Regions from separate parts of the Mus musculus genome. Here region 2 is linked to region 1. The links are chromatin loops, found by intact Hi-C in ENCODE. Cell type or tissue: gastrocnemius. All regions are shown on one strand.

The links. Hi-C counts contacts between places; a loop is a spot of excess contacts. Peaks named below come from ENCODE experiments on the same cell type or tissue, not always from the same donor. Only the 100,000 strongest peaks of a DNase experiment are listed, where the experiment ranks them.
Region 2: it touches region 1 in a loop (2.0-fold over the local background); 2 of 42 quality-filtered maps call a loop at or near these places.

Annotation. Positions count from the first base shown.
Region 1 is chr8:111,355,595-111,363,594 of GRCm38, forward strand. It overlaps Fa2h (fatty acid 2-hydroxylase), which reads right to left. Exons shown (of 7, transcript NM_178086.3): 3 at 484-626. Among named protein-coding and RNA genes, the nearest start is that of Mlkl, 21 kb to the left of the region's middle. In gastrocnemius, a CTCF peak has its summit at 3,506 (motif pointing left); DNase peaks (open chromatin) are centred at 1,697, 2,022, 4,536, 4,853 and 1 more place; H3K27ac peaks cover 418 bases.
Region 2 is chr8:111,419,599-111,427,598 of GRCm38, forward strand. No RefSeq gene overlaps it. Among named protein-coding and RNA genes, the nearest start is that of Gm24793, 4.9 kb to the left of the region's middle. In gastrocnemius, no CTCF peak of the experiment used is centred here; DNase peaks (open chromatin) are centred at 3,341, 4,749 and 5,254.

The sequences.
Region 1 (8,000 bases):
ACTACGGAGGGAGGGAGGGAGGGAGGTAATGTGAGAGCTGTGGTCCAAAGGGACAACGGTGTAAAGAGCAGAGGAAAAGAGGCAAAGCTGAGTCCGTTTGCCCATCCCTTGAGATGAGTCTTGAGCGGAAAAGAATTACAGGGTACTACAGTTACTGACCCTTGGGCAGCTATATAGACACTGACCTCTTGTGTCAGGAGGAACTAATTGCAGGAAAAATTGTTTCCATGGGCATGAAAGGCTTCTAACCCTACACAGGTGTTTAGAAAAAAGCAGGTGCACAGGGAAGGATGTTACCCAGATAGGAGGTAAAACCATGCGCAGGAATTGATTATGGATCTAGCCTGTCACACCCCCACCCTCCCCAGTAATTTACAGAGTATCCTTTATTATAAGGAGGGACTCAACTGCTCCTGCTTCTATATTTTCCCGGCATTATCAGAGGAGAGGGGTGGCCCGTTCCAGACCCTGCATGGTGCTCACCAGACAGTCTTGGAGAAGGCCTCGATGAGGTCTGAGTGGAAGAGGCGAATGGGCCTGGCCACTGGTTGGTGAACCCACTCATCATACTTCTCCCCCAAGTGGCCCACCTGCCACAGCAGAGGTTTCTGCCAGTCCACCAGGTCCTGTGAGAGACAAATCGAAAACATGGGATTCTGATATCCGTTTTCCACGTCTTAGTTATAGCATGCTGTTCCTTAGCACCATCTCAGCTTGTGTGGTCTGTGTGGAGCCGCTGCCCCAGTGGTGGCTTTCGGAGAGGAAACTCCATGCCTAACCATACTGCCCCAGATCAGACCAAGCAAGCTCAGGCCAAGAGCCATCAGATGCCTGGTTCTCCCACTGGAGTTGCTAGGTTGGTAGGGTGAGTCTGGAGTTGCCATCAGAGCTCAGCTAATGACTCAGACAGTGTCAAGTATGGCTGAACCAAGAGTTAGATAGGCTGACACCTGGCAACGATGTCTAAGAGCCCATGCTGGACTCCATACATATAAAAACCCATTATATTCTGCATTGCTAGGGCCCACATCATAAATGAATGAGGCCCCTTTCCCTCCAGAGCTGACTTTCTTCTTGATGTTGCCCCGGATAACTCACTCATCCATTCACTGAAGTAGTCACTCCATCAGTTGCTTAACCCTTGATTTTTGTGAGTATACATATGCGTGTGCTAGGCTCACACTCCACATGTATGTAAAAGACCACCTTTGTTTCACACAGCGTGGTGCTTAGCATGGAGACGCTGGAGTCCACCCTGGGTTCAAATCCTGGCTCTACCACTCAGTGTGTGACTCTGACAAAATACTATGAACTTTCTGGAACCCAGTTCCTTCAGCTATAAAAAAAACAGAATGATAACAGCGCCAGTGGAAGGTCTTCAGCAGGATGGAGCATATTAAGCCAGACATTTTAGTGCTGATTCAAAGAAGCCACAATTCAGAGGTAAGAGGACTAGCACAAATGCCCATATTTAGGGTAAGCAAGGGAGACTTGGAACCTGATCTGGGATTTGTTCGTAACATGTAAGACTTGGCTAGGTGGGGAGGGTAACGGCAGAGAGCATGGGGGTATAGATCTGGAGCTGAGAATAACTGTGGTCCAAGTCATAGAGCGGTTTCTTGACACTGCTCTGTGGATTACAGAAAGAAACCTGCTGCAGGCTTAGCAGGACACTCCATTCAGGTCTAGGACCTGGCGTCTTGTCTATCCTACCAACTGTTCCCCAGACACACACAATACACATCTCAGCAGCACTCACACGCTCACTCCCAGGGAAAAGATCAGAGACCCTATTTATTTTTCAAATTTAAAGATTTATTTTTATGCATATTTCTCTCTCTCACACACACACAGACACACACAAAGAGAGAGAGAGAAGAGGAGAGGAGGAGGAGGAGGAGGAGGAGAGAGAGAGAGAGAGAGAGAGAGAGAGAGAGAGAGAGAGAGAGAGCGCCACAGTGGTCCAGGAAACCAGCCTGCTCATCCCTTCACAGGCCTCCTTGCCAAAGCTGGCTCAGCCCCAGCAGGTCTCCCAGGAACTGGCCCTTGCTTGCTGCCAGCCTCTCTGAAATTCTACTGTTGCCACCAGAGCGGGTGGGATCTGGAACAGGCAGGTGAGGCCACCAGTCACTCTTATGTTTGTGACCAGGGCAAGAGGTGCAAACCTCACTCGGTTGCTGCTCTCCTCCTGACCGTCTCTGTAACATCATACCTTAGCCCAGTGATACAGTGAGCTCATGACTTCTCTGTCTATCTGGGGTCTCCAAGTATGCACACATGCACACTTTATACCAGGAAAAAAAACTGGGAGGAACTTTCTAGTAGACCATGCATATACCTTATCTTGCAGTGGTCTGCTGAGCCTTGCCCTAGAAGGGCCTGCGCAAGGTCACATGAGAGCTTGGTTTTGCCCCAACCTCAATACTCACTGAGCATGTATTATGTCAACCATGACAGTAAGAACTTTACATGGCTTAAGGCATTCACCCATTTCTCCACATTCCCGGCTGCACAGGTAACTACAATTACTGTCATCTGCAGGTGTGACACTGATCTGGTAAGGTTGCCCTGGTATATCTTCTTGTTGAATTGCCCTTTTACTTTGGAGTGGGGGGGGGATAGTCACCTGGGTCCCCTATAGTGTTCCTCACCCTGAAGTCCTTAGGGTTTAACACTCGTGGAGCAACCTCTGAGTCATCTCTCCATCCCAAATTGGTTCAGGTTTATGCTTTCTTGTGGTTTCCCGTCTCCTCTGTCCTTTCCTTCTTATTTGCCATAATTTTGTTTTACTTTTAAGAAATTTTATACATATCTATACTGTATGTGTGTATACACATGTGTGTGGGTGCATGCATGCCACAGTGGATTTATAGAGGTCAGAGGACAACTTCCTTCCACCATGTGGATTCCCAGGGGCTGAACCTAGATTACCAAGTTCGATTGTCAGCAGGAACCTTTACCTTATAAGCCATCTTACCCTTCCTGCATTAACTATTTAAAGACACACTACATCAACACCTCCATTGATTCTTAGTGGTGTCTCTGAATTCTTCCTTCTACTTGTTGTCTTAAGAGTGATACCTGCATCTTTTGTTTTACACCTGTCTCAGATGAGAGCCCTGGGTCTTCTATGTACCTCCTGACACCCGCACGCCTAAGTTTCATTTGTGCATTTAATTTAGCCTTAGATATTTTAAGAAAACAGCTTTTGAGGGTCAGTGAGATGGCTCAGTGGGTTCAGGCACTGAGGAGCTGAGTTCAATCCCTGGGACCAACATGGTAGAAGGAGAGGAATGACTCTCCCAACTTGTCTTTTGACCAAGTCCTGTGGCACACATATACACCCCAATAAATGCATGTATTTAAAAAAACAAACACTGGGCTGGAGAGATGGCTCAGCAGTTAAGAGCTCTGGCTGTTCTTCCAGAGGTCCTGAGTTCAGTTCCCAGCAACCACATGGTGGCTCACAACCATTTGTAATGAGATCTGGCGCCCTCTTCTGACATGCAGGTGTATGTGCAGGCAGAACACTGTATCCATAATAAATAAATCTTTAAAAACTTATAGTTATTATTCAGAGGTGTGGCCAGGTGGGCCTCTTCTCTCTACCCAGCAAAGGTTTGAGCAGTTTTTTGTTTGGTTTTTGTGTTTTTTGAGACAGGGTTTCTCTGTGTGGTGGTGGTCTGCCCTTTGATGTCCTGCTGCCATTTGGCCTAGCTAGGTAGACCAGCAGGCCCAGACACCTTCTACATACAGCAGGTTGCTGTCTACAGTCAGTGCCAAGGCTGCCTGTGATCTGCCCATTTCTTTACCCCTCACTGCTGAGGTAGTCTTCCTTGGTGGCCAGGAAGGGTCACTTGACTCTGGGGGCTGAAGGCCTTGCCTTAACCCCATAAACATCCCTCTCATTAGTAAGGGCCAACAGCAATCATTTTACAATAGAGGCTTTGTCCCGTTATTCCAGGGGTATAAAGTGGCACATCCATACAGGCACACAAGTGCAAGCCTTTCTTCTATGCGTAGAGTAACTGTATTGAGGCTCAGAAGGCCAGCTCTTGAAATGCCGGGTTGGTTGACTCTATAGTGAAAACCTCCTTATCTCCTCCCATAGCTTGTTCATTTGATATTTGTTTGTTTTTTAAAAAAGATTTATTTATTTATCTTATGTATATAAGGACACTATAGCTGTCTTCAGACACACCAGAAAAGGGCATTGGATCCCATTACAGGTGGTTGTGAGCCACCATGTGGTTGGTGGGAATTGAACTCAGGACCTCTGGAAGAGCAGTCAGTGCTCTTAACCACTGAGTCATCTCCCCCTGCCTCCCGTTTGATTTTGTTTTTTTTTTGTTTTTTTTTTTTTAAGAATTACATTTCATTTACTTGTGTGTGTGCGCATGCATGTGTACAAGCTCTTATGAGAGTGTGTCACAGGGCACTAGCAGGTCAAAGACAGTCTCCAGGAGGGTGGGTTTCTCCCTACACGACATTGGTCCTAGAGACTGAACTCACGTTGCCAGGCTTGGCACCAAATGCCTTCATTGGCTGAGCTGACTCACAGGCTCCTGGCCGTGTATTCTGAGACAGGATCTTGTTATGTACAGAGCCCTGGGCGACCTGGATTTCTCTATGTAGACAATGCTGTCCTCAAATTTGAGAGTTTTCCTGCCTCTGCCTCTTAAATGATGAAATTACAGGCATGTGCTACTGTGTCAGTTTGTAGCATCCTCAAAACAGTTTCCCAGGAGCTAAGCCCTTCACCTGGTGCTAGGTCTTCCCTTCACCAGGTGCAAGATCCTCCCTCCACCTGCTGCTAGCCCCTCCCTCCACCTGCTGCTAGCCCCTCCCTCCACCTGCTGCTAGCCCCTCCCTTTGCCCAGTGCTAGGCCCTGGTTTAACTGCTATGTGCATACTGTCTTTTTCCCAGCTTCTAGTCCTCCTTACTGAAGGACAGCATCTTCCCTTGGGCTAGTTCTCCCACTCCATGCTGCCTAAGGCTCTGGGAACAGAGGGAAGACACTGTAAAGGTCTAAGGCCACAGTAGGAGGTTGTGGGGGGCAGGGAGGAAGGAGGGAAAAATAGGACACAGGTCATGCCTCCAGCTTCCAGGCATCTGGAGACTTCCGTGGCTCCCTCACTTTGAGCCTGTGGGACCTGGTATGCATAACAGGCAAGTCTAGTGCTCAGTGCAGGGCTGTGTGGATGAAAATGAGGATATGCTCAGAAACTACTCTGGAATGGGTAGGTCACTGGGCTCGGGGTCTTCTTCGGTGGTTTATAGACCTGAGCAACAGGACGGGCCTAGGATGCAGAGGCGAGTCAGTGAGCGTCCAGGCCAAGCATTTGTGTACCCCATGCCCTTCCCCCAACATGGCTCTGCCCCTGCCCAGCCAGGAAGGGGGAGGCTGCTCCTGGCTATGCCAGGAATGCAGCAGGAGGAAAGGGCAGCCTGCTACCCAGAGAGTGGGCAGAGGGGGCCTGCTGCCAGGGTGAGGTGGGGCTGCCTCTGCTTTCCCTCTCATTCCCTAGATTCCCTTCCTCCTGGGCAGCACAGGACACTCCTCCAGGGCTGCCTCAACCTACCAGCAAGTGCTTTAGGGTCTGCTTCTCCCCGGGGGGAGCAAGAGCAAGAGATGACAGCTGCCTGGTGCCAGTAGCTCCTCCCACTGCCCTGAGCTCAAGCAATTGTTTAAGGAAAAGTCCAGGGAACCCCAGAGCATCGACTCTAGGGCATCCTTCTGAGACAGGGAGGCAGAGGAAGCAACAAACCAGTCAGGAGAGACTCCTGGGGACAGAAAGCGCCCTAGGAGTCCTGGCTACCTTTTCTACCATCCTAGTGATAAGCCATCCTGGGGGTCTCCCTGCATACTCATTATCTATCATAAGCCTCAATCTACAGATGGCTGGGGACTGTGATAACCTCACATTACAGGTGAGAATATTGAAGGCTGGCTGCTTAGCACAGATGCTAGGGTTGGACCTGACCCTGAGCACGGAGCTCAGAGCCTGAGCTCTTGGCACCTGGAGACCTAGACCACCAATCAGTGAAATCAGGGGCTCTCAGCTGTGAATTCCCTAGCACAGAGCCGTGGGGATTCTGCAGCAGTGTCTAGTGTTAGCTGCAGCGTTAGGCCAGTTGTTCTGCCAGGCTGTGGTTCTGCCAGGAGTGGTGCAGGCCTCTCCTGAGCAGGAGAGGAGGGACAAACTCAAGACCACCGGGGTAGCTCTGGATCACCTGACTTCTCCCCGGGTGCTCTGTGTCTCTCCACTCAGGATACATGAAGTCTGGGGAGTTGGCAGAGTACCCAGAAGAGAGCCAAGCTAGAGCTCACAGTCTGTTTTGTTTTTTTTTTTAAATCATTTCATAGGTGTGGGTTTGCCATGGTCCTTGTTGACTTATGTTAGACCCTCCAAAGAACAGAGCCCATCTGGACAACATCAGCACTTTGGCAGCTCTGTAGACCCTAGGAAATCCTGATATTAACGGTTATGTATATGGTATTGAGGTCAGGGGAGGAACTTGGAGGCACTGACTGCTGCACTGTCTAGGTTGTATGCAGAAAGATGCTCATGTGTGCTTGTATGTGTCGGTGCATGCACATGTGTATGAGCAGAAATGCATACATGTGTGGAAGCCAGAGGTAGACCTTAGGTGTCTTCATATTATTCATTCATTCATTTATTTACTTATTTCTTCTGAGACAGTCTCTCACTGAACTTGGAGTTCACTGATTGGCTAGACTGGCTTTGCTCATAAGGACTGGCCTGTCTACTTCTCTCCAGTGCCGAGATTACAGAGGCACAGGTGTCGGTGCTGGGACTTGAACTCAGGTCTTCATGCTTGTATGGTTTAGCTATCTCCCCAGATGGACCGATGCATTTTGATTGGTGATACACCTGTCTCTTCAGGGCAAAGGGTAGCCTATGTACACTGACAGCCTCGCCAAGATGAAGGAAGCTGATGCTGCTGGAATCTGGCTTAACTTGAGGCGGGATAAGGAGGAATATGTGGCACTTTGTAGATACCTCCAGAAGCTGTTTGGCTTTCTCCTTCCCTTCTGTAATCCCCTCTCCCAATTACAGGGTTTGGGGAGACTCGCTTTGGGCCAGAGGAGAGGTAAAGGGATTTCAAGAGACATGCCACGCACTACAGAGAAATGGGCTCACTAGGTATGGCCAGCCAGGCGATCAACCCGTGCTAAGCTGCTGTCTGGGTTGCTCACCTGTGGCTAATCTGTGATTAACACACCAGCAAGGGTGCTTAGCTGCTGGCCAGGTAACAGTGGCAGGAGACTTTGGCTCTACTTCACACGACATATGCTTTGGTTTCTGGCGTTTGATTTGTTTGCTTGTTATTTGGTTGGCTGGTTTTGTTTAGTTTGTTTGGTTTTGCCGTGGTTTCTCTGTGTAGCCTTGGCCTTTTGGGAATTCATTTTGTAGACCAGGCTGGCCTTGAACTCCCAGATCTAACTCCTTCTGCCTCCCAAGTGTTGGAATTAAAGACACGTCTGTCACCACTCCTGGATGGCTCCTGACATTGTTAACAAGTTAAAGTTAGCAAGTTAAATTACAGATGATCTCGTGGAAAACGCTTGGCTCAAGTACACACGCAGCAGCAAAACTGTTAATTCAGTCGGGCATGATGGCACACACCTTTACTCTGAGTACTCGGGGAGGCAGAGGCAGCAGCAGGTGGAGCTCTGTGACTTTAGCCTGGGCTACATAGAAAGCTCTGGGCCAGCCAAGGGTAGTGGCTAGTAGTGATAGTAGTAGTGATAGTGTGTCTTAAAAAGAAAGACAGCCACCCCAAGCTGTGCTAATCTGATAGGCATCAGTTGTCTAGGGGTTCCTGGGGGGGATGCTTCAGCAGACCCCTTAATTCCCATCTTCTCTACCTTTTTCCTGGGAGGCTGGCACCCCATTGCCTTCCAATATGTAATGGGAACAGAAGGCTAGCCAGGGAGGGCTCTGAAAAGAACACAGTAAGTGGCCTAAAGAGG
Region 2 (8,000 bases), 64 kb after region 1:
GGACGTCAGTTACACGTTGTGGCACCCATATGTGTGGTGTGTGTCCCCACACACACGCACACAGATACGTACACACACATACACCACATATGTGTGCACACAAACATACACATACACACATGCATGCACACACACACACACACATAAATGCACATGCACACACACATGCATGTACACACGTATACACACACTGTCTTTCCCCCTCTTTCTTAGTATTAGTTGACTCTGCTTTAAAAGAAAAAAACAGAGTGGGGGGAGAGAGAGAGAGAGAGAGAGAGAGAGAGAGAGAGAGAGAAAACAAACCCAACAAATCACAAGTGGAATAACCAGAAGTTAACTCACAACAAGACAGATAATCAAGCTGTTGAAAGAGTGGCGATCTCATCAGTAAAGAATAGCCACTCTCAAGGACATCTTTGTAAGGCAAACAGCTGATTTCCTACCAGAAGCCATGGGGCCAGAAAGACAGTGTAACAGCAAATTCAAGGGGCGGAGTGAAAAGTATGGTCAACCAAGAGTTCCAAATCTGTCAAAAATTTCTACGACTCACAGTAGCTAAGTTAGGAAACCAGCATAAAGACTTGTACAATGGATAAATAGAGAAAGAAACACAGACACAGACACAGACACACACACACACACACACACACACACACACACACACACACACACGAGTATTTTTCAGCCATAATGAGGAACAAAATCTTGCCATTTGTAGGAAAATGGATGAAGCTAAAAATGCACTAATAAAAGGAGCCAGTGTCAGAAAGGAAAGTGTGTAGTGTTTTCTCTCATATGTGAAACTGTCAAGGGAATGGGGGAGGTGTCAGGGACCACAAAGGTAGGATAAAGACCACTAGAGAGGGGGACTTGGAGGAGAGGAAGGTAATAGTAGTGAGGATATGATTAAAGTATGCTTTGGGGAGCTGGAGAGAGGCACTGAGTTCAATTCCCAGCAACCCCATGGTGGCTCACAACCATCTGTAATGGGATCTTCTGGTGTGTCTGAAGACAGTGACAGTGCCTTCATATACATAAAGTATATGTTTCATATACATAAAGTAAATTAATAGTTCTTTTTTTTAAAAAAAGTAAAGTTTTAATTTTTAATTTTGTTATGTTTCTACGTGTGTGTGTGTGTGGTTCCTGTGTGTACTTGTCAGCATACACACACACATGCACATATGTGTGTATAGGGGTTCCTTTGTGTGTGTGTTTTCCCATGTGTGCTTGTAAGCACACACATACACATGTGGAGGCCATGTTTCAGGAGTCAGCTCTCTCCTGTACAACACATAGATTCTAGGGATAGAATTTAGTTCAGAAGGCTTAGCGGTCAGTGCCGTAAGAGTGTTAATATATTTTTAGGAAAATGTTGAAATGAAATTCATTATTCAGTATAGTTACTATGTACTAATAATAAACACTGGAAAAGGAAATTAGATTAGACAGGGGGCTGAGGAAGAAAGATCTTAAGTTCAAGGCCAGTCTAGGTTGTTATGTGGCAAGTTATCATTTCAGCCAGGGATGCATAGCAGGTTTCTGTTTCAGAATAAAAAAAAGAAAGAGAGAGAGAAAGGGAAATGGAAGGGAAGGGAAGGAGGGAAGGAGGAAGAAGAGAAGAGAAGAGAAGAGAAGAGAAGAGAAGAGAAGAGAAGAGAAGAGAAGAGAAGAGAAGAGAAGAGAAGAGAAGGAAGAGAGGGGAGGGAAGGGGAGGGGAGGAGAGGGGAGGGGAGGGGAGGGGAGGGGAGAGGAGGGAGGGAGAGGAGGGCAGAGGAAGGAGGGGAGGAGAAAGAAGACCAAGAATTCAGCTGAGTGATGGAGTGTTTGCTTAGCATGGGTGATATCGTAGCTTCATTCCTACATTCAAAAAGCAGAAGAAAAAGAAAAAGAAATGTGACATTCTTAAAGAGAACAAAACTGGAGCACCATTGCAAGCAAGCTGACCGCCACACGAACCACAGCCAGTGCTTTGACCTGGGATGAAAATAGTCTAGATTGTAACTTGAATCTTCATAAAGAGACAGAGAGCATTTACAAAAAAGCAAGCATCTTGTATGTTAGCATACAAGACAGGTGTGGTGGTTATTTGGTAACTCTCTGTTATGTCTCATATGATTTAAAAGACAGCTAGATAATAAAAAGTCAATGCGGATGTGCCAGGAAAGCGGGCAGATACGATCTATGAATAAGAGCAGAGAGGAAGGTGGCAAGAGTCGGGTGATGTAGGAGAAAGTTCCTTCCCAACCCCGAGATTGGCCTGCAGTAATCAGACCTCAATCTCGTAAGACCTTGTTTGTAATAATTCTCCTGACAATCTCTGAGACAACTAATACATACAGTCACGATGACAGAGGGATTAAAAAGGACACCTTAGAAAATGTTTACCTAAACAGAGATGAAGCCATCAATGGAGGGAGCTGTGTTTGAAAAAGAGTAAACTGGGGGACACTTGGGGCAGACGGTGGTGCAACCTGAGAAGATGAAATGGGAGCCCATGGGCAGAGACCTAATGCTTACACAAAGCCTTGCAAGCTGTTGCAGATAGTTCAGAATCTAGTCCAAGGGCACAAAGGATGTTCTCTGTCTGCCTCTGCCTCTGCCTCTGCCTCTGCCTCTGCCTCTGCCTCTCTCTCTCTCTCTCTCTCTCTCTCTCTCTCTCTCTCTCTCTCTCTCTCTCTCTCTCTCTCTGTGTGTGTGTGTGTGTGTGTGTGTGTGTGTGTGTGTGTGTGTGTGCATGCCAGGAAAGCAGGCAGATACCATCTGTGAGTAAGAGCAAAAAGGAAGGTGGAAGAGGGTTATGTAGGAGAAAGTTCATCCCCAAACCTGAGATTGGCCTGCAGTAATCAGACCTCAATGTCTGTCTGACGTCTGTCTATCTTTATCTCTCCCTTTGAGATAGAGTCCCAAGTATCCCTGGCCTGGAACTCACAGAGATTCACTTTGCCTCTGCTTCTCAAGTGCTGGAATTAAAAGCAGGTGCCACGACTCCTGGTCCAAAAGGACTGGAGATCACCTAAGGTTCTTGAACCACCCAGAAGGAATCTGGTTGTAAAGGGCTTTCCTACTGTGTTCAGAGCAGAATATCCACTTGGAAGGCTAACCACAGTTGCATGTGATAGTGTTGAGTCTGCAAGGCTTAATTTTATAAAATGCTTCCTGTCGACAACGTGGACCAACTTGGATCCTCTCCTGATTTCATAAAAGATGAAGCTACTTAAATTCTTGGCTCCCATCAACACTCCCACTGCAGGGCAAGTTCTTACAAGCATATTGCCCTGCAAGCTGGATGAGTGGAGTCCTGGAGGCCATAGGGTCACCATGCTTGAAGTAGCTGTGAAAAGAGACCCCTAGAGGTGTTGGAAGGAAGCTCCAAAAGACAGATGAAGGCCCAGACTTATGTTGCTTTCAGCTCCCAAGTACTGAGATTATGGGCGGGCATCACCACCCCCAGGGGAGGTCATCCTCCCACTCAGGCTGTGAGGCTTGGTAGCCAGCACCTTTACCTCTGGGCTATCTCACTGGCCAAATGTTTCTTTTTCTAAAGTGTACTTCTTAGAGGTGTACATTTGTTGTGCATAACTTTCCCAAGAGGGTTTTCGTGTAAATGTAGAATAAGCTTTAACCTCATTCCCTATTCTTCCCTCCCTTCCTCTCCTGATTTTTTTCTTTCTTCCTTGAGACTAGGTTGGGCAGGAACTGATTCCTGTAGGTTGCCCTCTGGCCTCCGTGTATGTGCCCTGGCTTGAGCACACACGCACACACACACACACACACACATGCACACACACACACACAAATGTAATTAAATTTTTTTTTTTAATCCATCAAAACAGGTAGAGCCTAACAAAGTGACTACTTTGAATTATCCCTATGGAAGCCTTTTGCTTCCACATTGAGAATGGTGTCAGGGTTTGTCTTTAACTACACAGGATTACGTATTCCCATTTATGGTTTTGTACAGTAGACTGACTCACATTTTTTTTGTACTTAGATCAACTTGTTGACTTCCAAAAGTGCTTGACTGTACCATAGAGAGAACCATAATCGCTGGCAAGATGGCTCAGTGGGGAAAGGGGCTTGTGGACAAGCCTGAGCCATGAGGTCAGTTCCTGGACACCACATGGAGAAAGGAGAAAACTCATTTTAAGTTGCAACCTCCACATACTACTCTTCCCACAATGAAGGGACAGGCAGGGAGAGACAGATAGGGCCGGGGAGAATCATAGAAAAATGGATTACGTAATAAGGCATTATTTGACTCACAAGAAAGAACACTGTTTCTCTTGAGGAGCTACAACAACACCCACCTTCCACAGTGAAACCCACCTTCCCAATACCACTATGCCCAACTTAGACACCTTTTAAAAAAAGATTTATTTATTTTATGTGAGTACACTGTCTCTCTCTTCAGACACACCAGAAGAGGGCAACTGAATCCCATTGCAGATGGTTGTGAGCCACTATATGGTTGCTGGGAATTGAACTCACCACCTCTGGAAAAGTAATCAGTGCTCTTAACCACTGAGCCATTTCTCCAGCCCCTTTGATATCTTCTTAACACAATCACATCTGTAACATTTCTTTTTCCATATAAAGTTACACAGCCACTGATTTATAGACCTAGGATGTGGAGACTCTGTGACCGTCCTGTAGGTGCTTGGACAGATAGGGTGGAAAACAGATAGGGTGGGCTGCTTTCCAAGGTCTCCGCTGTGGGGCAAACTCAGTGCACACTGGCAAGATTCCACCTGCCCCGAGCAGCTTGCCGGAGCCCTGGGGATTTGGCTGGCCTTGAATCATGGACTCCTGTTCTTGCTTTCTGCTGATCTGTAAGCAACGCGATTGCTTCACTTAACTTATAGCATGTCTTGCTTCAGCCGGCTTGGGCAAGAAGTAAGATTACAGTGCTGGACGCAATGAGATGAAGTGGCAACCGGGGCCTCCTGAGTTTGCTCCACGAGGGAGTAAGATGACGCCCATTACAGCGAGATTTTATATCCCAAGCCACTTGTAAGGATGGGTAGGAAACAGAACGCAAACCCGGATGTGGTGCTGCACGCTTGTGTTCCCAGGAGGCGTAGGATCAGCCTCTCCCACAGAGGACCTGCTTCAAAAAACAAAGAACAATAATGTTATCCCTTTTTTCCAGCATTCCGGGATCCGTATCCTCAGCAATGATCCCGGACCCAGGGAGGCAACTGCACAGATGAACACACAGCAGTTACGACAGCATGCGCGAAATCTGTGCCAGGCTCAAGTCGTACCCAATCCTGTCACAGAGAGAAGTGGGCATGAAGTCTCACCTCTAGGCAAGGACTGATTGGCAATTTGTCATGGCTGGGAGAGAGAGAGAGAGAGAGAGAGAGAGAGAGAGAGAGAGAGAGAGAGAGAGAGATTTCTCTAACAGTGTAGCCCCTGAGAAGATCACCATACTCCAGTGGAAGGCCATACAGTATTTGGGCTGCACAAATTGAACTCTATTGGTTTAAAAAAACAAAAGGACACAAAATTGGGTTGGGAGGTGGCCCTGGGAGGAATTGGGGGAGAGGTGATTGTGACCAAAACACATCATATGAAATTATCAAACAACCGAGTTGCACAAACACTGTTCAAAACGGCTAAGGTGTTTCCTGCTTCGCTGCCGGCCCATGGGTGGCAGGTTTTACTTAGTAAGGATATTTTTTATTGCAAAGAACTTTACAGTCTCCATAGTATGTTAAGTCAAGAAAATAAATAAAGTTCGTGTGGGAAGAGGAAGCTGTTAGTATTGGAACAATAAATAAAAGCCTTTTTTTAAAAAAAATGCCCATGTGAAGATATTAACTAATGCCCTAAGCTGGAATATCACTGTGTAGAATCAACCATGCATTTTGTTTTCAAACCATATTTTAAAACTCTTAAGCTACTGTCAAGAAGTCGTGTATAAGCCGATTCCATGAGATCCGGCATGCTTTTATCTCAGGTGTTGTAGAAATTCCACAAGGCTCAGCTAACACTAGTAATGGGCCAAGAGTCACTAGCAATGAAATTGAGTTGCTCAGTAGCATAGTGAACAGATCAGGTTTCCTTAAACAACCCCTTTGCCTGAAAGCCCAAGACTCCCTCTAACACATCAGTGGCCACCGGCATTTCAATGACTTGCCAACCCTGTGTGTGAAGGGTCTGATAATGAACTTGTTACATCACAACCTCTTTGTAAAGAAGTGCACTGCTGTCCCAATTGTCTCTCACCTATACAAATGAAGAAATGGAGAAAACAGATAGATCAAGAGCCTATGAGACGACTGCAACCAAAGCATGGCCACGGTCAAAAGGCCAAGTCTTAAAGCTGCCCACTGTTGACCTACTAAGAAAGTGGTAACAGGGAGAAACAAAAACAAAACAAAACTGGCCTTTCAGCTGAAACCCTATTGAGAGAAATCACTTTCATGTTGTTGTTGTTGTTGTTGGCTCTTTCTTTACCTTAAAAATATCCATAAAGATGAGACGGTAAACATATGAAATAGCTCAGGAGCTAGAGCCTCCAAGCCTGATGACCTATGCCCTATGTCTAATCCACAGAACCGACGTGGTAGAACAGAACCAACTCCCACCGGTTTTCCTATGGCATCCACATGCGTGCCCTTCCCTCCATGATAAAATATTTAAATTTTTTTTAAGATGAGAAACTAAACTAGGAGACACGCCTCACCTTTTGCTAGCTAGGTAATTAATTAACTACTTGAGATAGGAGTCTCAAGTAGCCCAGGATACCCTTAAATTTACTATATAGCCAAAAGATGCCACTGGTTCTGAGTCTGCTCCTCTACCTCACAAGGTGTGAGGTGACAAGTACGTGCCACAGCCCCTGGTTTATGTGGTGCTAGGACTCAAACCTGGGCAACATTCCTGCTAGGCAAACAAATCTTCTAACAACTGCACTGTATCCCAAGCCTGGATTTTTTTTTGTTGTTGTTATTGTTGTTTCTAAGTTAGAATATTTACAATCAACTGTGGAATGGGGGCTAGTTAAACATAAAGAAAATGCAGACGTCAAGGGAGGAAATTCTCAGAGGAACAGGCAACTGTGGGTTGCTTGTGTGAGTGGAGTGGCGAGTCTTCTAGATTGTTAATCCCCACCCTCGTGGTCCTACTACACAGTTCCATGTCTCTTCAGATACGTAGGTCCCAGTCAGTAGTCAGGATGGATGGGTCAGGCCTCAGAAGGTGAGAGGCAGGGTAGAACATACAGAATTCTTCCATGTACCCTGGGGGGGGGGTGGCATGGGGCAGAAGGGCTCTTCAGCTAATCCGCTCAGTGACACTGGAGAGTCTGACCATGAATTAAATTCATTCTGTAAAGGACTAATCTGCTTCTGACTATGTAGCACCTTGAAAAGAAAAAAAAAATCAAAAGGATCACTCCTAAAAGAGTACAGAACTCAGCCATGTGGTGTTGGCTCGTGCCTCTAATCCTAGCATTTGGGAGGCTAAGCAGGAGGATGGTGAGTTCAGGGCTAGCCTGGACTACTTAGCAATGACTTGACTTTAAAATAAAATGCAAAATGAGTCACTTGCAGGGATCAGGGAAGCTGGCAGGAATTAAAGTAGGCACAGGGAGAGTTGCTGAATTCTATATATGGAAATCAGAAGGAAGATATTGGTACAGATAGCGTTTGGGTGAGGATGAGAACACATTAGTCTCTGGATTGAGAAGTTAATTCTATTAGGAAGCTGTGGCTTTGACAGTCAGACACTGAGAGTGGCTTGTACTGGTTCACCCGCAGCTTGACAGACTCAGGTTCCCATGGGCTGGCTGTCTCTGGCCAGCCTCCTGGATTTCACACACAGTAGCAAGTTTGAGACATTTATCCAGCTTAAAAGGGCACAGCCAGCAAGTAGGTGACATGAAGAAAGAATGCTTTGAAAGAGTGTGTGCCATGGAATCCGTTCCTTCCTGCTTGGTTTGCTCTTTCTGCTTGTTGTGGCATTCCAGGAGGTCTGACAACCCCCAGGAT